Regions from separate parts of the Homo sapiens genome. Here all the other regions are linked to region 2. Evidence: chromatin loops called from intact Hi-C (ENCODE). Cell type or tissue: MCF 10A. All regions are shown on one strand.

Region 1 (8,000 bases), 140 kb after region 2:
TATACACAATGGAGTACTATTCAGCCATAATAAAGGAATGAGATCTTGTCATTTGCAACAACATGGATGGAACTGGAGGTCATTATGCTAAGTGAAATAAGCCTGGCATAGAAAGACAAACATTGCTTGTTCTCATTTATTTGTGAGATCTAAACATCACAACAATTGAACTCATGGAGACAGAGGGTAGAAGGATGGTTACCAGAGGCTGGGAAGGGTGGTGGGAGGATGCCAGGGAGATGGAGATGGTTAATGGGTACAAAAAAAAAATAGAAAGATTAAGATCTAGTATTTGATACCACAACAGGGTGACTATAGACAATAATAATTTAACTGTACATTTTCAAATAACTAAAAGAGTATGATTGGATGATGGTAACACAAAGGATAAATGCTTGAGAGGATTGATACCCCATTTTACATAATATGATGATTGTGCATTGCATGCCCATATCAAAACACCTCATGTACCCCATAAATATACACACCTACTATGTACCCACAAAAATTAAAATATAGAAATTATTAAAAACCCAAAATACCAGGTAAACTTCTTTTACATTCCAGGTTCCTATGATCCTATTGAAATCTCCAGAATTTCAAATACATTAATTATCATAGTTTAATATCAAGAGGAAAACTGGAGTTTTTTTTTTTTTTTTTTTTTTTTTTTTTTTTTTCAGACGGAGACTCACTCTGTTGCCCAGGCTGGAGTGCAATGGTGTGATCTCGACTCACTGCAACTCCTGCCTCCTGGGTTCAAGCGATTCTCCTGCCTCAGCCTCCTGAGTAGCTGGGATTACAGGCGCATGCCACCGCACCTGGCTAATTTTTGTATTTTTAGTAGAGATGGGGTTTCACCATGTTGGAAAACTGGAGTTTTACATCTAATATAGGAAACTATCTGGTAATGAGTTATGCTTCTGCAATAGTATTTTAGACTTGATTCAAAAGCATAACAAATTAATAGTTATCCTTACTAGATAATGTGTAGTATATGTGTGTGGTTATATATAAATGGATATATATGCACTAACACACACACACATATATATACATACACACATACACATGTATACACACACACGCAAGTTACTATTCTTATTTCAATATTTCAGACAGGAAAACTGATTAAATAACTCATCCAAAGTCACTTTGCTAGTAGTAAAGGGTAGAGCTGGGACTCATGTTGTAGTCTGCATGATCCCAATGTCTGCACAAATATCCACTTCCCTATAATACCGGTGCCCATGGCCAGCCCCTTCAGAGTGCCCTCTCCTTTCAGTCATCAGCTGTAAATCCAGGAGCCACAACTGAGTCTGTGCTGAAATGGGGAAGGAGTTCGGAGTCTGGGTGCCCTGAAATCTATAAAAGGTTCAGGGAACTTTGAGGTGAGAGGTTATGAATTAGCCTCCCAGACCAAAGGGAGTGCTTCCCATTTGTTAATTTGATTTTGTTTAGGTTACTGAGCCATGATTCATCCTTAATTGCATTGTTTCAAATGACTAAATAGTCTAAGTATTAACCAACTGCTGAGTGGTTGCCCAGCTTTGGTTTAAGTGGGACATCTTCAGCTTAGGAGTCATTAAAATCAAAACACTGTTGGGCTTCCAGTGGGGTATTGGGTCATCTGCCCACTGAAAGATGGTCCTGGTGCCTGGTGGAACTCCAGAAAATGGAGAATGTATCCCTTCTGTCCCTGTTGCCTGTGTGGGAACTGGACCTCCCACTTCATGTGGGGTTGAAAGTTCCCATAGATGGAATGCCAGAGGACAGACTAATCTGATTCAATAGATAGACATTCCTCCTGACTGTGGACCTTAGCAACGCACTCCACCAGAAAGGTTTTGAAAAAAATTTTTTTTTTGAAATGGAGTTTCATTTTTGTTGCCCAGGCTGGATTGCAGTGGTGCGATCATGGCTCACTGCAGCCTCTGCCTCCCGGGTTCAAGTGATTCTTCTGCTTCAGCCTCCCAAGTAGCTGGGATTACAGGTGTGTGCCACCACGCCCAGCTAATTTTTTTTTTTTTTTTTTTTTTAGTAGAGACAGGGTTTCATCATGTTGGCCCGGCTGGTCTCGAACTCCTGACCAGCCCGCCATGCCCAATCTGAAGTCTGATAATGCATAGGAAGATTTCCAGATTGAAATTATTATTCTCAGAACATGTTCTACTGGGCCTCAGATTCCTTTTCTATCAAATGGGAGTAATGTCAGCTCTACCCTTTACTCCGCTGTGTGAGCAGAGAAAATGACATGATCTCTTATAATAAGCTTTGGAAACATTTTTCAAACAGCTTATCAAAATGTAAAATATTGTTGGTTGAATATAAATCTTTTTCAGCACATTTGTGGGTGTCATGAGTCTTTGACTATGAAATCTATTTATGTTTAATTCCATATTACATTCCCAGCCCTATATTTTAAACTAGTAATTCTGAAGTATCCCGGCAGCTTGTGAAAGACTGTCAGGAGCTGAGAAAGGATGTGAACTTGGGCTTCATTCATGGTTAAGTTTCTAAAACATACAGGTTGGAAGTGAAAGAGGCTGTCATGGTAATGACTATATCAGGGCGATGGGCAAGTTTGGTTTGAACCATGGTTTGAGGGTATGACACACTCCACATGCTAGATTGATGCTTCTCACACTTTAGCATTCATAAAACTACCTGGAAAAGCTTGTTAAAATACAGATTCCTGGGTCTGATGCTTGGAGACTCTGATTCAGGGGGTCTGGGATGAAACCAGAGACAGGGCATTTCTAACCCAGCCTTAGTTGATGCTGATGCTGCTGGTCCACAGTCCATAGTTCAGGTAGAGCTGTTCTAGGTGAATCCTCTGTAGGACTGCAGCTACTAGGATTGGTCTAACCAGTCCCAGACCCTTCATCTACCAGGACAGCTGGCTAATGCCCCCAAGGAACTCTGTCATCTCAGGAACTGCCAAGCCAAACTGCCCCCCTTTCCATTCGTTCTGAGAGAGTGAATGGCTCCGGGAGTAATCTCCCTGTCTCAGAACACTCTTATGACCACACATAAATTTACTTTAAAATAAGCAAGGCGTGAACATGTAAGAATCCACTTAACATGAAGACTGACAGATTTCAGAATAATGTCCTTGTACTACAAATACCCCCACCCCAGGAAGGATTGCAGAGGGCTTAGAAAAGAAAGCCTGGATGGATATCCACATCTGTCAGTGAGACAGAGAGACAGGCTCAGTCACTCTATCTTCCTCAGAGCCTCTCCCTGATCTTTGGGAAAGGGGAGTGAACAACGGAACTGTGAAAAGAGCCCTTTTGACTCTTTTCACGTACTAAGCTCCTGAATCACGCTGGTGTGCTTCAGACATAGCAACACTCTTTAAGGCGGAACATCTGGACAGGGCAAGAAAGGGATCGGCCACATGGACTGGTGGCCTGCTCCAGATGTCTCAAAGGAATAAAGACATTCCCTCGTACAACATCAGAATCATTTGAGCATGCTACAAAATGTGTTTAATTTTGAATCTGAATATAGGTTAAAATGTCCATGATTTAAGTCAATAGCAGGAAGACCTGACACTGAGGGACTATGACAATAAAAATTCCTAAGGAGGACACTGACTTGGAGGAGACATTTGCAGTAAATTACAACCATGTTAGGAACATCAGGCTCATAGTTGGTGGAGCATTTGGCTGTGGGTTTTATTAATTTAGCTAAATACTAATATGCATATCTAAGTTCATTCACTCTCCGGATTAGCACAGTATTGTAACAGCCTTATATAGCATTAGCCTAATTTGATACACAAGTATTAACATGAAAGGGGATCCCTTTCGTGACAAGGTATTATTTCTATAGCAATTTAATATTTTATTGGCCTGAGACAATCCAGCGCCAATTTGCTTCCCTCCCCAAATACAGCATAATAAACATGGGCTTCTTTGTTGTAGCTGTGGTTTAAGGACAGCCACAGTGCGGATAGGGCATGAAGTTTTATTCCCCCGCTCCCCACATCAAACCTCTGTGTCTTCCTCACCATCAGAGGCCCATTGGCATTGTTGATGGTCTGTTTGCATACCTTTCTTTCTTGCCTAAGGGAAGTCAGATGGGATATTTAAGATCCTCCCCAACTTCCAGATTCTAGGATTGAAAACAGAGCAATAATGTGCCTGCTGCATCCCAAGTCGGGAGATGACTCACCCTTCCAGACTTCCTGGAATCCCCATGGAAATGGGCTTGCATCTTATTTAAATGGAAAAGTACAGCCATGACGAAAAAGGAAAATGTCGGTCAGGGTCATGTTGGTGTCAAGGCGCTAGGAAAAAGATAAAGGTCGGCATATTTTTCTCAGAACAGAAGCCTGCTGACCTATTCCCCCAGAGCAAGATCTCTTGCCCTCCTGCCCCCTACTGAAGAACAGTGTGGGTCTGGGACTGAGAGAGAGACCTTGCTGGCCTGGAACACAAGAGATGGCTGCCACTGCTGCCCCAGCTTCCCCTCCCACAGGGGCATGTGCCCAACCTCCTCTTTCTAGAGCCCCTGACCCTGACCTTGGTCAAGCCCTCCTTACCTCTTGCAGTAGACTTTAAATTGAATTTCCTTGTCTCCAGTGTTTCTCCTGTTAATCCAGCTTCCACCCTGCTGCACAATAATCATTTAATAGAAGAGTTCTGAATAGGACACTCCTCTGCTTCAAAGATTTCCGTGGCTCCCCATTGCCTAGAGAATAAAATTCAAATTCTTGTAGTTCTTAACGTCCTGGCTATGTTCGCAGCTCCCTCTTCCACCTCCGTCCTCCCTCTAAGACTCACTATTTTCTTCTGCTGCTTCAGCAAATCCAGGACTCCAAATGTCCCATGGCCGTCTCCATCTCAGGGCCTTTGCTCATCTGGGTTCCTGCTGCAGGGAATTCTGTCCCTTGTGCCTTTTGGACCACTATTCTACCTCTAAAGCCAAGGTCTGATTCCCTCCTTTCCAGAACATTTTCCCTATGCCACCTTAGTCTATTTTTGTTACTATAACAGAATAAGACTTACACAAAGTAAGACTGTGTAATTTCTAAAGAAAAGAGGCTTATTTAATTCATGGTTGTGGAGGCTGGGAAGTTCAAGATCTGGCAGTCCATCTGGTGAGGGCGTCAAGCTGCTTCAACTCATGGCAGAAAGCAGAAGAAAGGAGAAGCTCTGTCTCTCCTGAGAACGAATCCATTCCCAGTAAAACTAATGCAGCCTCTCAAGAAATCCATCTTAAAAACCTAATCACCAGCTGGGCTTGGTGGTTCATGCCTGTAATTCCAGTACTTTGGGAGGCTGAGGTGGGCGGATCACGAGGTCAAGAGATCAAGACTGTCCTGGCCAACAGGGTGAAACCCTGTCTCTACTAAAAATACAAAAATTAGCCAGGCGTGGTGGCTTGCACCTGTAGTCCCAGCTACTTGGGAGGCTGAGGCCGGAGAATCGCCTGAACCCGTGAGGCAGAGGTTGCAGTGGGCTGAGATCGTACCACTGCACTCCAGCCTAGAGACAGAGAGAGACTCCGTCTCAAAAAATCAAAAAACAAAAAACAAACCAAAACAAAGAAACCTAATCACCTCTTAAAGGTACCACCTCCCAACAGCACTACATTGGTGATTAAATTTCAACATGAGTTTTGGCAGGGACAAACCACATCCAAACCTACTGAGAATTAGTCACTTTTGGACCCCTATATTTGGTCTTCTAGTCTATTTAGTTATGTGCGTTATTGGCCTCCCCAGTAGACTCTGCAGTCTTAAAGAAAGAGCTTGGTCCAGGCCACTAATTTTCTATAATCTGCAATCTTTTATATCCTTATATCTTTGAAAAAGTATCTATTATTTCTAAATGAAAATTTTGCCTATGTAGACTCACAGGACACGTGAGTCAGAGGGATGTTATCAACTATTGGTGACGGCAAGTCATTGCATCCGGGCCTATATCCCGCTCTGTAGCTAAGGCAGACAATGATCATCAATCATGGTGGTCTTTCCAATGACCCCAGATGTAACTTTCTGATCCTTCCAACCCGGTGCTCCTAGCAGCAACCATTAATCAATCAGAGTTGATATTTACTTGCCATCCCCTATCTAGTTTCTTAGCCCTTATTTTCCAATTTCCTCCCCCCTCTCCTTTATGGCTGGTATTGCACAGCAGTCTTACTGGAAGCCCTAAAGGAAGTTCGTGCTGTAAAAGTTGAAATTTTTGTCTGTTCTTTTAAAAGCCTCCAGCAGTGAGGTAGGTCAGAGTTTGGGGAGAAATCCGAGATGTTCTTCTATTGGGAAGATTCACCCAGCTCTCCTTTAACTTAAAGGAAACTCAGTGCAAAGTCTAGTTCAGCCAATTAGCTGCACTGGTTGGTTAAAGCTAAAAGAAGATGATCAGTGTTCATGTTTAACTTTATAATATTGATATAGAACCCATAAATGCCACCTCAGCTCTTCAACATTGAAGAATAGGCAACAAAGTTTTCTCCTTTGAAATGAAACTACTATATTTCTAATAAAGAAAGGAGCCACATTTAGGAGAATTTTACAAAAACATTTCTTATCTTTTCCAACAAGTCTCTCTCCATTTGAGGAAAAGCCCGGTGATATTAAGGAACCCACTGATAGCTCCACAGGTGTATTCACCCACCCAAGGCAGGGCCACCAACGGGACTGGATACACTCACTGGCCTGTGGCCTCTGAAATTCGTCCTGAAGCCAAACTCCTTTTAGGCAACATGACATGATCAAGGCCAAAAACAGACATTCCCCTCAAGTAGGGGTTTTAATTACTTCGTGTGGTACCAGAATAGAAAATTCTAGAGAATTCTTTCCCTTTACTTCAGTAAACTTAGCAACAATGAATTCAAACTAAAGGGAATCACATTTTGACTGTACTCAGTGGATAAACTTCCACATTTATATTTACTGACACCCATTCAGAGCCAGATGTGGTTGTCTATCCTGGAGTTATAGCAGCGATTTACCTTGAAGAAAGCCTGGTCCCTGGAGAACTTCCATCCACTGCACGAATGCATGCTGCAAATGACATTCACATTCGTGATTTCCAGAAAAGGACAAAGAAGTACGACTTACACTGTGCAAGCAAACAAAACAATAACACTGGTCAAACATTATTTCCCATTGATGTGAGTACTGGAATTCCTCTAAATGTGCCCCAGCTTGGCTCCTCCTCTCATCCCTTCCCTTGATAACTCCTGTCCACCTGTAAGAATTCCTGCACTTACTGCCACATTTGAGTGTCCCCCTCTGTTACCTTCTGCCTCCCAAACCTGATGAGTGAGCCCTCTGCATCCCTGTACTGCCCTGTTATTTCCAAACTCCCCTTCAACACTGACAATGCATAGGAAGATTTCCAGATTAAAATTATTATTCTCAGAACATGTTCTACTGGGCCTCAGATTCCTTTTCTATCAAATGTCCTTCAAACTGTCCCTGTCCTATTGATTATTGTTAACTCTCTCACCAGTATATTGCTGGAACATTACAATTGTTGAAGAAATGCTTATTGAAGGAATGCGTTTAATGAAGCTGTTAATATTTAGAGAAACCTTTCTTTAAAAGAAGAAAAATGGCTGAGTTGAAAATCACTGAACTATCACTCAATTCCATTTTCCTGTTAAAGATGGACAGACAGCACAACACACACACACACACACACACACACACACACACACACACACACACACACAACATAGAAATAGTTCTTTCCATGAAGTTTCTTTAGAACTTTACTGTATGACTCTCATTCTGTTGACTGTGGTCAGAATTATGTTTTCATCTTATGCAGTTTATCTAGTCTTCCGTACCAGGCCGTACCGTATGTATTCTTCAAGGTCAAGGACTGAGTATTTCATTTCACCTACAGCACCCTCTCAAGTAGAATTACCATGTGTCTTCTTGCTACAGAGTTCTCTCTCTTTTCTCTCTCTCTCTCTCTCTCTCTCTCTCTGGATCTCATTTAAAAAAAAAAACACAACAAATAAAACGTGAGGCT
Region 2 (8,000 bases):
CCAGGCCAACTCCCTTGACACTAGCCAAGGATTCGTTTTTACACTTCCCAGGCATCGCCCTGCTTTGCTCCAACCCCCATCCCCTGCAGTATTTGACCACGTGGCACCCACAGTTACCTAAAGTAGGATGCAAATAGGAATGCCTTGAGAGACTTGACCATAGCCCCCAAATTCCTAAGCTTATGACTTGCAGCACCTGCCCACGAGGATCGATGTGTCTTTTGGCTTCAATGGGGAGCTATTGGATTCTCCACCTTAGGAAGGTGCCCAACAGCTGCTGTGGATGGTCCCATTGTCCAGGCCTAGAACTAGTCAGAAGGGAATTTTCCCTCTCACCACCATCTTCTATGTGTTCAAGCCCAGTTGACTGGGTGTTCCCACCCATGCACTCTCTCATTTAGTGACCTTTGCTGCTGCTTCCAGCCAGGAATCTTTCTTTCCTCACACTGAAATGCCAACATCAGAACCTGGGTTTAGTCTTTGTAGTAGAATGGCTTTTGTACAGTCAGACCAGCCCTGTTTAGAAAAAGGGTTCTTACTTTTTTCTTTCTCAGAGCTCAGACTAACTCTTTAGGAATCTGTTGGGTTTGGAGAAAACTTCCAGATAGTAGGGTTGCTTAACCTTGCTTTGCTCTCTGTGGGGGGTTATACATAGATCTCCACCACACTTCCATCCTTCTAAGTCTGCTTTTCACTCTCAATTCCAGTATTGTCTCCATAGCCTTGCTACTATGTTAAATGATCATGTTCATCTATTTATGGGTTTCTGTATTGCTTCTCTCCCCTCACTAAACTGTGAACTCTGAGGACTTTGACCATGTTTTGATACATGGCAGGCACTAATTAATTTCAAATGAATGAATGAATGAATGAAGCAAAGAAACAAGCTTCATTCATTGGACACCATGAATTTCCTGGCCAGGTGCTATGTTTAATATCTTCACTGATATTGTATTATCCATTTCCTATGAGGAATAGTTCGTATTCCAGGATGAGCCATGAGAGTGCCAGAGGGTAGCAGGGTCTTCTCAAGTAGATATACAGACTCTACCCCAACATAAAGAACAGCATGTTCTGAGGCAGAGCAGGTGTGATTGCAAGGACACCAGCACATACTAGACCTTCCGAATAACTCTCCAACCTTTCTGGAAGGGGGAAAAAAAAGACAAAAACCTTTTCAACTCAGCATAAGAGAAAACCTTATCAAGAAGAAACGTTGGCTTGAATTTCCACTGAGTTAGAGCAGCTTGGGTAGGGGGATGTCTTGGAAAGCCAGATTTTCAGGGCTTGTGAATGGAAGAGGAGAGGGCAGTGTGTTAGGGTGGAGGCTGAGAATGTGCACCCAATAATGGGATGTCTCCCCGCCCTTAATCTGCAGCCTGTGCACCAGCGGTGTCCCTTGCATTAGCCTGCTGACTAAAGTCTGAATTCACATTCCAAGCAAGCAGGAGGCTCAGGGTCAGACCGTGGCTTGAATCCAGAAGTGAGTGTGAGCACAGACACTGCCTGGACAGTGGGGCAAAGGGGAATCTTGGACATTGGCCTCAAGAACCCAAGGGATGTTGCTGGGATAAGTTGTAGGGATGGGCAAGGGCATAGGAGCAGCCTAGACAAAGGCAGGTCAACCACGGAGGTGTGGGGCTCCATCCTGAGACCTGGAGTCCAGGGGTTGGGGAAGGCATGGAGGAAATGTTTCCCCAAGGCCTTGGATAGTGGGGTCAGTTTATGGGGCGCCTGTGGCTTTGCCTGTGGGTGGAGAGAGAACTGCTAAAGGCATCAAGCTCATTTGGACAAATAAAGATTTCTTTCTGAGGCTTCTTGTGTGTTCTTTAGCTCCACAGCAAGACCACCTAGTCCTGGCTGTACTTCCTCCTTGCTCCATGGTGACCAGTGTATATGCAGTTGGTGTAGATGTAAGCACTGCCCCCCCACCACCCCGTGCCACACCCGGCTCTGTGGTCCTCCCCTCCAAATGTCTCCTCAGCCGCAGGGTCCACCCATGATACTTTTCCAGGCAAGAGAGAAGTCGCCTGAAAACATTTAGCTGGGCACAGTGGCTGTGTAAAACTCCAAGGTGGTTTTAGCATCCCAAGTGAGACACATTTGCTAGTATATGCGCCTTGGAGATCCATGGTTTACAAGATAGATGGGCAGTGCAGAGAGGGGCCTCCGTGTTTTTCATATTTTGCCGCTCCCACTCTCGCAGCCTGGTGGGCGGCTTTCACTTTAAAGTTAGAAAACATTCCAGCCCTTGCCCGTTAGGGTGACTCCTGATACGCCTCATAAACTATTCATAAAACAAAGTGATTCCAGCCCGAGTTTCTTCCCCTTCTTCCTCCTCCTCAAGATTTATTTTCCCCTGCTCTGTTCTGTCCCCTCCACCTTCCTGGTTAACCCTTGGGGGCCCCACTTAATGAAGCATTGCAGCCTGATGTGGATAATGTGGAAACAGTTCCACAGGTCTGCACGTGCAATCTCAGGCCTCCTCTCCACCTCAGTCTCCTCCAGTTGTGATGTTTGTCCTTCCATGTAACCTCTGGCTATTCCCACGCCCTTCCCATCTTTTCAGTATCAAGGGCATTTGAAACTCTTTGCAGCACGGTTGCCCCTCTGCTGTCCCTCTTGACCCAAATATCTAGGGCCTGGAAAGGCCTGAGCAGACAGTTGGCTGTGTTGCCACAGGATGTCCCAGGTTCTTCCTCTGCCCACATACACAGGGAGTGACTTTTAGAGAAAGGTCATGGGACTAGAAATGAGAGTTGCAATTGGTGCATTCTCTCTTTAACCGGTTGCATGCTTAGTGAATGAAAGGCTTTGCAGGACAATCACAGGAACATGCAGACCTGGGTTCAAAGCCTGGCTTGGCCAATTTCTTGCTGAATGATCTACCTAGGCTTTAGTTTCCCATCTATCCACCCATTCATCCATCTGTCCATCTATTCACCCACCTACCTACCAACCGCCCATTCACCCAGCCACCCACCCACCTACTCATCCATCCATCCATTCAGCTATTCATCCACCCACTCATCCATCCATCCACCCACTCATCCGTCCATCCATCCATCCATCCATCCATCCATCCACCCACCCACCCACCCACCCACCCATCCATCCATTCATTCACATGTTCATCCACCCACTCATCCATCCATCCATTCATTCATCCACCCATTCATCCATCCATCCATGCATATAGTGATTCATCCAATAATTAATGAGCACCTACTATATGCTAGGTCCCATTTTAAGCACTTAAGACTTGGCAGTGATAAAGCCCATGAGTTTCTGTCCTCCTGGAGTTGATATATGAATGAACTTGGAAGAGTAAGAGGACTTACCTTACCAGTTGTTGTAAGGATTAGAAGATAAAACATGTAAAGCATTTGTTAGGTAGACCATATGAAATTGCAGTTTTGTGGATCAAAGATGTTTGACTATCAATCAGTCCATCGGAATCAAGCCAAGAGTGAAGTGTCTAGCACATAGTCCTCAAAGAGCAGGAAGTTAACATATTATGCACAAAAGGCTTATATACTCTCCGGCAAGAATGAAAAGATCTTCCAAATGTCTAGTTCATTTAATGAGACATGCAGTTTAAATCAGGTATTATTTACAGCTCATTTTTTTTATTAAGTGTTATGAGCCCATGAAGTCTCGAGAAGCAGCAGACAGGAAGTAGCTTGTTGAGTTTTACCCTAAGTTTTAATGCTCCGTATGCCAGATTGTATGACCAACATTTCAAAATATTCTGACCCTTTTCTTGAGTAAATCAGCAGAGCTTAAAACAGACTTTGCATTATTCAAAGCATCCGTAGGGGAGGGGTGGGTGAGGAGGAAGACCTTGTGTTAAACATTTATGTCTCACTGCTGAATAGCAAATGTAACCTATCTTTACTAAAATCTCCCTAAATGGTTGAAATAAATTTCATACAATGAGTCTATTTTTCCCCCCTCCAGAAAATATACAAAGGCAGGTGTCTAGACTTCCTGGTGTGTAAAAAAAAAAAAAAAAAACCCTCCAAAACGCAGTTTTTAATGTTTACTTGTTTTCAGGTGCAGTTAGGGTTGTTAAGAAAACATTGACTAAGCTTCCTAGGGATTCACGTTGCTGCGGTATTTGGCTTTCCAAGGCTTTAAGGCAGTTACCAAGCAGCAATCCTATGACTCAGTGGTTGAGAGCCTGGGCCTCCTAGCCAGAGGACCTGGCTTTGAATCTTGACTCTCCCACTTTCTAGGAGTGTGACCTTGGACAATTTTTTTTTTTTTTTAAATCTCTGAGCCCCAGTTTCTTCGTTCATTAACTGAATATGTTGATGGTCCCTAATGCAAAGGTTCTTTTGAAGAACAAGTGAGAGAGTACTTGTAAAGTACTTATTAAAGTGCTGAGCATATATTAAGCAATAAGTTATTGTTAATATGGGTACTGTGATCAGTGATATTCATGTTGTTATTATTCTGGGAGTATATTCAGCATCCATCTCTTTAATCAAAACTTAAAAGGTATATAATTCCTTTATGAGAATTTGTCACCTTCTGTTTGGCCACAGTTAATTTTTTGCCCTTTTATGCTCAGCTCAAATCCCTCAAATCTCAGTGATTCAAGTGGACTGAGTCACTTCTGGGCTCCAGCTGATCTTGAATAATGAGACACACCATGGTATGAAAAGTGAGCCTGAAGAACCCTGAAAGCATTTCTGAGTTGGATGAGATTTGGCTAGAAAAACATCCTGTACTTATGACTTGCAACATATGGCTTAGAAAGTATTTTTTCTATAACGCCTCTAATATATATGCAGAAGACACAAAGAGGGCAACTCAATATCACAAAAAAGTAAGTTCAACCTCCTTTCTGCCTTCTTGAGAGATGGCCATTGTTTAATATGAAGTATTGCAAACAACAGTACTTATTTTTATAGCAGTTATTTAAGTATTTTTCGGGCCTCTTTTACATGGTAAGCACTGTTTTCAGCTAACACCTTGGACTCTTACTTCTGTATCACAGAAATGGAAAGGTCTTTCTAAAAAACCAATAACATCTTAGGAAGAACAAAAAGAGTTCTAGATATGTGAAAGCAATTCAGAGTCCTCTTGCTTTTGCCTGGCACAAATCAGGAATTGGGCTGGTTGTGAGGTCCTTTGGTCACCTGTGAGGTTGAACACTCTATCTTAGAAACTTAACTCTCATCTTTCCTTCCACCCAGCCACTTCGTACCACACCCTTGAGCACTTGTAGAGGCATCTGCTCCAATATTCCCAACACTGGAAGGGATTAAGGCAGGTGCTTCTCTGAGAGTTCTAATTCCTGTGGTGTTTGAGCTACTTAAGAATTAATCCTGCTGCTTCCCTCTCCTTTGGGCCTCCTGGAGGTTATCCTCTAACCAGAAGCAGGACACATCTTAGGGTCTGTTTGTCATTGAAAAGAAACACATGTGGTAGGAACAACTGTACTTTCATGTTTGCTTAGGATTTATCCAGAAAGTTCCTTTTTGCTTACTAGCTGATATGGTTTGGCTCTGTGTCGCCACCCAAATCTCATCTTGTAGCTCCCATAATTCCCATGTGTTGTGGGAGGGACCAAGTGGGAGATGATTGAATTATGGGGGTGGGTCTTTCCTGTGCTGTTTTTGTGATAGTGAATGGGTCTCAAGAGATCTGATGATTTTAAAAATGGGAATTGCCCTGCACAAGCACCCTTTGCCTGCTGCCATCCATGTAACATGCGACTTGTTCCTCCTTGACCTCCACCATGATAGTGAGGCTTCCCCAGCCATGTGGAACTTTAAGTCCAATTAAACCTCTTCTTTTGTAAATTGCCCAGTCTTGGGTGTGTCTTTATCAGCAGTGTGAAAACAGACTAATACACTAGCCAATAACAGTACTAAATCTTTGGAGTTTGGGGTGTTGTGACCAGGATAGTATTGTCCCCCAGACAAAATGTTGCTGAGTGGTTTATGGTGCTTATGAAAATTGGTGACATCTAAGGTTATTTACCTCATTAGGTTTGATGGGTCTACTTACCAGGGAGTGAGAAATTCCTAAGGAAGTTAGAAGAATATATTTCCTTATCATAAAAAATTATTAACCCCATCTCTTCCCCTGGACATGTGATAATGAACAAGATGGATACAACTCCTGCTTTTAAAGAGTTTAGATATTAGGGCTGTGCTGTTCAATATGCTAGGCACTAACTGCAGGTGGCTATTTAAACTTAAACTAATCCAAATTAAATGAAATTCAAAACTCCATTTCTTAATCATACCAGGCCCACTTCAAGTACTCAGTAGCCACACGTAGCTAGTGGCTGTCATTGTGGACAATGCCAGAATAGAGTGTCTCTATCTTTGTAAGAGTTCTGTTGGACAGTGCTGGTTTGGAAGGATGTACAGATAGGTAAATATCAATTACAAAAGAGCACATTAAATGTGATAATGAGAGAAATACCAGCAGCTGTGTGGGATCCCATATGGGCACTAATATATTTAGACTCCCTTGGCTGCAAATAATGGGAAAAGAACACTCTCAGCTATTTATTGACACCATTGTCTGTTTAACAAACCACTCTAAAATTCAGTGACTTAAAACAATAAGCATTTATTTAGCTCATGAGTCTGTGGGTCAGAGATTTATACTGCTTGACCAGCTTTGGGGGTTCACACCTGCAATCCCAACACTTTGGGAGGCTAAGATGGAAGGATTGCTTGAGCCCAGGAGCTTGAGACCAGCCTGGGTAACACGGCAAGACTCTGTCTCTATTTTTTTAAAGAAATTTATACTGGGCTTGATTGGGTGATCCTTCTGTTCTTGATTGAGCTCATTCACATGTCTTGGGGTCAGCTGGTTATTGGCTGGGGTCACATTGGCAATTGGGCCCTGTGCCTCTCATCCTCTAGCAGGCTGGCTCTGGCATATTCCCATGGCAATAACAGAAGTGTGTGAATGAACAAGTTCTATCACATAAACACATTTCAAACCTCTATTTTTGCTGGCTAACATCCTAATCGCTAAGGAAAGTCACAAGGCCAGCCCAGATTCAAGGGGAGGGGAAATAGATTCTGACTCTTTATTAGAGAAACTGTAAATTCACAAGGCAAAGGCATGCATCTAAGGAGTAGTACCAGATTAATCTATTATAACACTTCAAACTGGCTTAACTTTGGAAAGTCATTTACTGGCTTGTGAAATTCAGAAGACTAAATAGTCCAGCTTCAGCCGTGGCTGGATGCAGGTGCTCAAATAACATGGTTAGTGATCTGTTATAATCCCTCAGCTCTGCTTACCACTGTTTGGTTTCTTTTTCAAGCAGTCTATCTCCAACTGGTGGCAAAGATGAATTCTAGACTCATCACACTAGCTTCACAACTCAGCAGAAAAAAATCCTGGGATTGATCTCATTGGCCTGGGTTGACTCATGTGGCCATCTGTGAACCAGTCACTGAGCTTGAGGGATGGAGTGCTCTCACTTGCCAGATGTGTGCAGATCCCTGGAGCTGGAGAAGGGAAGGGATACATGGAAACCAGGGGAGAGATGGTTCTTCCAAGGAGCATTGGCATGCTCTTTCCAAAAAGAGGGTAAGGGATGAATGGAAATGATAGATTTCCACTACAGGCAGACACTGGGACTGGGGGCGGGGTGGGGGTGGGGCGGTTTATGTGTGTGCTTCATGCTAAGATGCTGCAAATGAGGAAATACAATGCTGAGGGCAGGTATAAGACCCCGGAAGATCTGTTTGCAGTAGAATGTGATAGACTCATGGTAAAGCTAGAGTGACAAAAGAACAAAAAAGAAGTTAAAGAAAAAATGATGAAAAGGAAGTGAAGTAAGAGAATGAGATGGAAAGAAAAATAGTAAAGAGAGAAAGCAATTAAGAGAAAGAAGAAATGTGGAGAGAGAGAGGAGAGAGCTTTAGTACAGTCTTCTGTAAAGAAAAAAGCTCATAGGTAGATTCTTTCTTAACCCCTCCCATCTCTACCAGAATAGATTCCAAGTGGTAAGTTTC
Region 3 (8,000 bases), 450 kb after region 2:
AGTCTAGGAGAGGCATCCTAGAGTTTTCAAATCACTCTGCAGAGGAGGATAACTAATTATCACATGGGACAGGACAGTCCTCACCTTGACTGGGGGCAAAAAAAAAAAAAAGAGCTTTGCTGAAAAGCGAAAGCTAGAAATAACTTATCAGTAAGACAATGAATATATTAAGTTATGTAGTGGAATTCTATATAGTAATGCAAATAAATGCGTTAAAGCTAAATGATCAACACAAATTTCAAAAATATAATGGGTGAAAACACAAGTTGTAGTACATATATACTTTATACACATATTGTATGTATTATAATATAGTAATTCATACAATATACCATAAAGTTTAATATATATTTTAAAATAATAAAATTAATGCTACATATTGTTTATAGATACCTACATATGTAGGAATAGCATTAAATTATTGAGAATAATGAACAAATACAGAAGGTCATTCTCTTTGGGAGGGAAACGAGGCTGAGCAGGGACCCAGGGGCTTCAACTTTATCTATAATGTCTCATTCCTTAAAAAGCACCTGGAGTAAGTGTGGCAAAATATTACGACTGCATAAAGCTGGATGGTGACTACAAATGTATTATTCATATTGTCTCTATACTTTTGTTTTTTAAATATGTCCTTAAAAAGTCAAAGACAATGACACATTGGGCTCACAGGATGTCCATCTGATCCTTTCCCCACCAGGGCATATCCCAAAAAGTAAATCCATTCTATGGAGATGTCATTTAGTAGCTGGATAATCTCCTTACACCTCTCATAGGATTAGATATGTAAAACACTTTTCAGGTCATTGAATACATGATGCTTGTTAGAGGTGGGGGCAGATATCATGATCAGTTTTAGTGGCTCTCCCCTGCCCAAACTGTGAGAGTATAGGGTCTGTTCCTGCTTTTGAGGGACATCCAGGGCTGCCACTGCTCTTCCCTCTTTTGCACCAGCTGAGAGATTTCCTACTCACTGAACTCCCCTAGAAGGGGATGCTTGGTAGGCAGGGCACTCAGCATGTACCACACTGAGAGGCTACGTGTCCCCGTCGTGACCCTACTCTTGGGAGAACCAGGAGATCTAGATATAGCCTTGAATGAGGCACAATCCTACTTCCAGCCTTGGTTTCTCATTTGCAAAATAAGGGAGATATGCAAATATTTACAGTCCCTTCCCAGTTGTAACATTTTCATCCTATTCAGTTGCTTGACTAAATGGTTCAGAAGGGGACAAAGCCCAATGCAAACAGCTAAACCAGGATTGGGGATTCTGTACAATTTTCCATAATCCACATTCTTTCTCCTGTTCCTACAGGAAGCAGATATTTGATTAGATTTCATGTGACTGATAATCTCTGCCAAAGCAAAGCTTCCCTTAACAAGTGAGGCCAAAAAATGTTTTGAGTTCATTCCCCACCATCACCCCTGAAGGCACAGCACACTTTTGAAAGCATACTCACACTGGAGCAGAGGTTCTTTGCCTTTTAGGTAGAGCTTAATCGCTTCTAACTGAGACAGATGGCGGTGCTCAGGGTGTAGGTCAGTGTTGCAGTAGGACCTAAGAACATGACATGGCCCAAAACAAGAGCATGTCAATATTTACAGCATCTGCTTCCTTTGCCTTGGAATCAGGAAAACTGGGCAAGGGAGCACAAACCATGTGGAATCAAAGAGGGCAATGAAGGATGCCATGGTCAAGGAGGGATGGTTTAATTCTTACCATTCATCTGCCAAGGACACATCGGGATGTTCTAAGTCATGCAGGCCTGGGGGTCAAGGAGAAGGGGTTCATGAATAAGTATCACTCCCCCAGTCCTCCTGTGTGCTTCAAATATTCTAGGGTAGGGCTGCGGGGTGGGTTAAGGGTAGACATCAACCCTAAGGGACCTGCCTTGGAGCAGCAGGTTTATTTTCTGAGGAAAATAAACGAGTTCCCTTCCAGGCAGGACTCTCTCCCCATCTCTACCTCACTCAGCCCAGCACTGCCACCTTCCCTGGCTGTTCATCCCAGGAAAACCTTAACCCCTTGAAGATAGAGGATACACAAATGAGTCCGGAGGGAGAAGCTTAACAGGACTTTAGAAACACTCTCTCTGGTGCTCCATTTAGTCTAAGTTGGGAACCGGGCTAGGCCACTGACCTCCTGTGTGATGTCAACAGGTTATTTTACTTCTCTAAACGTCAGTTTCTTCATGTGAAAAGCAGGAATAGTAGTCCCTAATTGATGTGTGGTTGTGAGGGTGAAATCATAGGTTGAACAATATGAAGTCGTCAATACTCAACTGTTTTTGAGCAGCAAAGATTGCTAGTTGTTACAGGATCCTAAGTGAAAACGGTCATCCGCCTGGGAAGGAAACTAGGGGAGCTGGGGCTTGCATGGAATCTGGGAGTTTTAATAGAAGGTTCCAGACCATCCTAACTCTGCAAGGATAACTGTTTCATTGCACTTTCACATGGCTTGATCTTAATGGGTTATCAGCAGACATACACTTCTGAATGATGACCTCGGGAACTCCCATGATGCTTATAGCCTGTTTTGGGAAGTTAGTTTCTTAAATGACTGATAGTATCTTACTGCACTCAGGACTCCAGTTTCCATCTCAAACACAAATCTATAAAAGAAGTAGCAAAATACTAGACCTATCACACAATTCTGCTTGATTTTACAGAAAGTAGAGAATACATTAGAATGAACATCATTGCATATGATCCAAGTGGGCATACCCACGCTCCAACACCTACAGGCTGAATGACCTTGGGGATGTCATGTCAGCTCTTTGAGTTATATCTACCATGAGATACAAGTAATACTGCATAGCTCACAAGTGCCAGAAAACAGTTAAATGGGACAGGGATTAGTCCCTAGTACAATCCATCTATCTGTGCAGCCTTTCTTCTTTTTTTCCTTTCCTTCTTCCCAACCAAACAACTTTCCTTCCTTCCTTTTGCCCTCCTCCCATTCCTTCCTTTCTTCCATACTTTTACTGAGCATCTGCTATATGCCAGGTATGATTCTAGGCCCTGAGAATATAGCAGTGAAAAAACAAAACGAAAATTACTGCCTTCATTGTATTTAATTTCTAGTGGCAGAAAAGAGATAGTAAATTATATTAAAATTTAACTTTAGAGAATATCAGATGGTAGCAAGGGCTAAAAAGGAAAAGAGAACATGGAACAAGAACAGGGAGGACCAAGAGATAAGGAGGGTTGAAGGGAGAGAGAGGAGAGAGAGAGAGAGAGAGAGAGATTCCATTGTAACTATGGAGGTCAGGAAAGGCTTCACTGAGAAAGTGACCTGAATGAGGAAAGGAAGAGTCATGTAGGTGGCAGGAAGGGTGCTCATGGCAGAAGGAATAACAAGTGCAAAGGCCCTGAGAAGGGACTGTACCTTCCCAGAAAACTGGGTTTAGAGTGTCAAGTCTTTTTCTAGTTGCAGTTCCCATCCTCCCAACCTCATTTACAAAATCATCTCTGGCTCTATTTCACAGGACCTATAAATGACACTCAGAAAAGATGAGATCTATCGGGAAGATCTTTTTGACTGCTTCTTCTCTGGGTTCCTAGGGCACCAAGGAAATTTAATTGCTTTCTAATTCTCTCACCTCTGACATTGGTCCTTCTGATAAAAATCATATCCACTGATGACTGGAACTGTTGACAATAATGACATAAGCTCTAATTTGTTGAACAATTATCATGTGCAATACATATAAAAGATACAAAGTGGCCAGGCGCGGTGGCTCACACCTGTAACCCCAGCACTTTCGGAGGCCGAGGAAGGCAGATAACGAGGTCAGGAGTTCGAGACCAGTCTAACCAACATGGTGAAACCCTGTCTCTACTAAAAATACAAAAATTAGCTGGGCGTGGTGGCATGCTCCTGTAATCCCAGCTACTCAGGAGGCTGAGGCAGGAGAATCACCTGAACCCAGGAGATGGTGGAGGCTGCAGTGAGCTGAGATCACACCATTGCACTCCAGCCTCAGCAACAGAGCAAGACTCCATCACACACACACACAAAAAGATACAAAGTGTTGAAAAAGATTAAAAGATTCATAAGAGAAACAATTTCAGCAGGTAGAATTATAGCCCACACCTTCAATCTTGGTAATGACTTTTTATATTTTTTAGCAAAAGCTACCTATTTGCCGCCTTTGTAATCTCTGGCACTGGCAAAGCATGTGGAAAATTCCCACATTCTGTAGGCAGTTATTCCTTATTGAAGATCCTATAGAAGTATGGTTGCCAACCCCAAGGAACTCCTTCCCTCTCCAAGAACAGAAGAGAACAATAATACACCACGGCTCCTAGAGAGATGACAAGATCCTCTACTATTTGGCCCAAGGGGAAGCAGCTTTCTTAAGTTCTATTACTCAGCAAAGCTGGCAGGATTGTCAGTCTTTTTATTTACAGAGGACCAACAGAGAGAGGAAGATATGACCTCATTTGGGTGGATAAGCAGCCACTCTCCCCCTTGCTGAGGATTTGAGCTAATTTTTTGCACAGTGGTTACAGTTAGCTCTGAAATTCTCTGTGACTGCTTAGCCTCACAGCTGTGGAACATACAGGAAGATAGTGACTGAAAAAGAATCCAAAAGACAATGCAAAACAACTGTGTGTATCTGTGTCTCCATGCATGTATGTATGTATGTGTGTGTGAGAGAGAGAGAGAGAGGAAGGGAGGGACAGGCCCATGTATTGAGGATTGACCAAGGGAGCAGACGCATGAGAGGCAGTTAATATCTCTTAATAACCTCTCCTATTGTTCTGACCATGAGTTGTTTCTTCAGCGTGACCTCACATGGCTTAGACATGAATTTTCTGGCTTCATGGGCAGTGATGTCCACAGAGCCAACATGGCCCACAGAGGCAGAAAATTCTAGAAGTGAAAACATGATCCTGAAAACACATCCTGCAGAGTGTCTTGCTCAAGTCACAGAGTTGCCTGTGTTCTCTGGCATGTCTCTGGGAAGAGAGACCACATGGTTAGCTCTTTGGTGGGCACACTCTGGGTTGTGCCCAGCTCACAGTGAGCCTCTCTACTCTCCTTTCTGCCCCTATACGATCTCACAAGCACTTGGGAAGCACAAACCAACATCCCTGAAACAACACGGGCAGGGACCACTGGCAGTAAATCAGAGGCTATCTAGGGGTTTGGCGTCTCAGGGAACATCCATCTCCTTCCTCACGCCCTGTGGCATCATCTGAGGGCGCCATGGATGGCCCAGCTTCTGGAAACTCACCACATACATGTGTAATCAGTTCCGACCAATTAAAACTTTGCTTATAATTGACCTTCCCATTCCTGGCTGTCCTCCCTAAAGACATCCAGAAAGACTACTGTTCTGGGCCCACTCCTCCTCTGTGGACATGCAAAACCTAATGACCTGCAAGTGAGTCACTCAAGGCCACTCAGGGAGTGGTGCCCTTCAGAAACAATGTCCACCACCCCTGTGAGCTCCTAATGCTGGGACAGGTAACCTCTCTGAACTACTAGGGAGCTGGCAGATGAAAAGGATAGCACATGTGACAGCAATTTTAAAATTTAAAGAGCTATAACAACTGCTCCTGTTTACTGAGAGTTTACTGTGCCTCTGTGCTTTATGAAGATAAGAGGGTCTGGGAACTTCAAGGTGCTACTTACTCCCTCTGACCTATGTAAATCATTTAAATGGTCACATTTCCCTTTGGGCCAGGGCTGCCATGAAACACAAGTGAAATACGTGGCTCAACTGTGTAGGAGAGACTAAGGCTCTCATATCTCTGTTTTCATGGTTTCCCCTGGGCATGAGTTATTTCATAAATTTGTATTTCTCCCAAGTACTGATTTTTATGTATGAGAAGAATATACTTGAGGGATGATTCCTATTTACTGATACTCTGCTTTCATCCATAATGCTGTTGACTGTGAGTTACTCATAGTCAACAGCTTTGTGGATGAAAGTAGAATATAAGTAAATTAAATCACAACCATGAATCGGAACTCCTGTCATTCTGAAATCTAGGCACACCAGGGAAGAAGAAAGGTATTAAGAATTATCAAGTAGGCATTCGTTTGAGTGGAATGTCCAAGGGACTGGTCACAGGTGCGGACAGATGAACAAGTTCTTCAGCTAACTCAGTAGCTAGCTCCCGAGCTTTCCTCCCACACCAAAGGATAAGACGAGCCAGGCAGTATCTTACCTTCTTCGATGGTTACATTCCCTCGGAAGAAATATTTCCCATGACCTCTGGAAAGCGCCACACCTAAACTGTGCAGAGAGACAAAGCAAATCTTGAAATCCCTGGCATCGACTCGAATAGACTTGTGGGCTAACATTTTTTAATTTTCCATTTTTCACATTTCCATTTTATGATCTGTCAACAATTTTTCCAACTGTTTACTTTCAAAACCCCACTGATTATCACTGGTGTTGGTTTTTCTTAGGTTCAATCAGCTGCTTCAAAGTAACTTCTGATCAGAAATGCCAGCAGCAATTGGCTACTCTTTGTGTTTTCAGAGTTGTGGCAAACTGCTCGCCCTTCCAGCAAGCCCTTCTCTCAGATGCCCTCCCAAGGACCATGAGCCCTGCTCTTTATACACCCTTGTCCTGCATTCAGCCAGAGATGGGTCTCTCCAGCCCCTAGACTTTGGGACTCGGGAAATTGACCCCTGCTCAAGGGCAAAAACAAAAACTTCCACTACTACATGAGTGTAACCACATTACTGTGTTGCAGGCTTCTTTGCCCAATCCTCTCCCTAGTCTAATAGGTTTTTCACACTCACTGGCTTGATTTAAGATCCATTCCGTTTTTATCAAAAGCAAGAGACTATGTTTTTAAAACATAGTCCCTTACGTTAGAGAGACTATTTGGCAAACCCACTTAGCAGCTCATGTGGTCCTTATTTGCTCCTGGTTCCACATGGAATCCACCCATGATCCTTGGCAGTTTAGGACAACAATGCTAGAATTTATTTTTCAGATTATTCTACAGTCAGTAAACTCCTTCTCTCCTTAGCTCTGAGACGCCAGTTCAGGAATATGAAGCAGGCTTACTGAAATAATTTTTTACAAAATGAATTACAACACTAAGTTAATAGTAGTGGGAAACTTTAGAATGCTACATACACATCTGAAAGCAGCCAATGAGGCAAAGCCATTTTTCAGGACTGTTACAAAGAGAAACAACAGGATTCAAAAGTAGACAAGCACACAAGGACAGTTCAGAGAAATGGAAACAGAGGCACAACATGTAGGAATGGATATGCCACCTCCAGGTTTGAAGGATTGTTTTTTTGGTCATGGAAATAAAAGGTGAAATGGAACTCACAAAGCAGCAAGTTCAATAGTTAAGGACCCTGGTAACCCTCTGCACTTGTCTTCACCCTTAGCGGGAACCCCCAAAGCATATTTGCTTGACAATGAGATGCAAAGCCATGGCAGATTGAGTGAGTTCTCCTAGGTGAGCCTGAACCATCTCCCCCCCTTCTGGAAAACAAAAGCAGCCTGGGAAAAGCCCCTTCCTCACTCTTTCCAGCCTTTTGGCAGGGTGTTTGGTTATCTTCAGATGATGAGCTCTGAGAGTGTCAGCAGGTTTTGTACAAACACAACTGATGGGTCTGATGGAATGTCCATGTATTATGGTCAGCTCTACCTGAAAGGAGTACCCTTGATGTCTGTATAATAGTAGTCATTTGTCATCACCAAAACCCGTTTCTAGATTGAAAAAAAAAAAAAAGTCGTAGAGAAAAGAAAACATGGTTAGTCTGCTAAGTGACGTCTTCAGAAATAAATAAAAATAAATGGACACACTATGATCAGGTTAACAGTACTACATGAATCTTGTTTGAGATAAGTAAAGACAAGAGAAAAATGATCTCAGCGAAAGATATTTATTCCAGATATAGCTTTCAAAGCTAATTTTTCACAGTGGTTTGTTTTAAATTAAGCAGCAAAAATGTTTGAGAAAAATGTACCCCTTTGTCCACTGTCTTCTTCACCTCCATGGAAAACTTCCCC

Evidence for each region. Peaks named below come from ENCODE experiments on the same cell type or tissue, not always from the same donor. Only the 100,000 strongest peaks of a DNase experiment are listed, where the experiment ranks them.
Region 1: it touches region 2 in a loop (4-fold over the local background); 3 of 110 quality-filtered maps call a loop at or near these places.
Region 3: a loop joins it to region 2, with 3 times the contacts of the local background. A loop is called at or near these places in 2 of 110 quality-filtered maps.

The regions. Positions count from the first base shown.
Region 1 is chr3:55,185,797-55,193,796 of GRCh38, reverse strand. LINC02017 (long intergenic non-protein coding RNA 2017) reads right to left here. Exons shown (of 3, transcript NR_147142.1): 2 at 6,970-7,079; 3 at 4,583-4,701. All of the region lies in intron 2 of LOC124906243 (a long non-coding RNA gene), which reads left to right. Among named protein-coding and RNA genes, the nearest start is that of LINC02017, 12 kb to the right of the region's middle. In MCF 10A, no CTCF peak of the experiment used is centred here; DNase peaks (open chromatin) are centred at 1,586 and 4,186.
Region 2 is chr3:55,326,715-55,334,714 of GRCh38, reverse strand. The region is part of intron 1 of LOC124906243 (a long non-coding RNA gene); the gene reads left to right. Among named protein-coding and RNA genes, the nearest start is that of LINC02030, 100 kb to the right of the region's middle. In MCF 10A, no CTCF peak of the experiment used is centred here; DNase peaks (open chromatin) are centred at 4,154 and 4,644.
Region 3 is chr3:54,879,047-54,887,046 of GRCh38, reverse strand. CACNA2D3 (calcium voltage-gated channel auxiliary subunit alpha2delta 3) reads right to left here. Exons shown (of 38, transcript NM_018398.3): 19 at 7,958-8,000; 20 at 7,636-7,697; 21 at 6,184-6,251; 22 at 1,721-1,766; 23 at 1,461-1,558. The region is part of intron 3 of CACNA2D3-AS1 (CACNA2D3 antisense RNA 1); the gene reads left to right. Among named protein-coding and RNA genes, the nearest start is that of CACNA2D3-AS1, 18 kb to the left of the region's middle. In MCF 10A, no CTCF peak of the experiment used is centred here; a DNase peak (open chromatin) is centred at 4,366.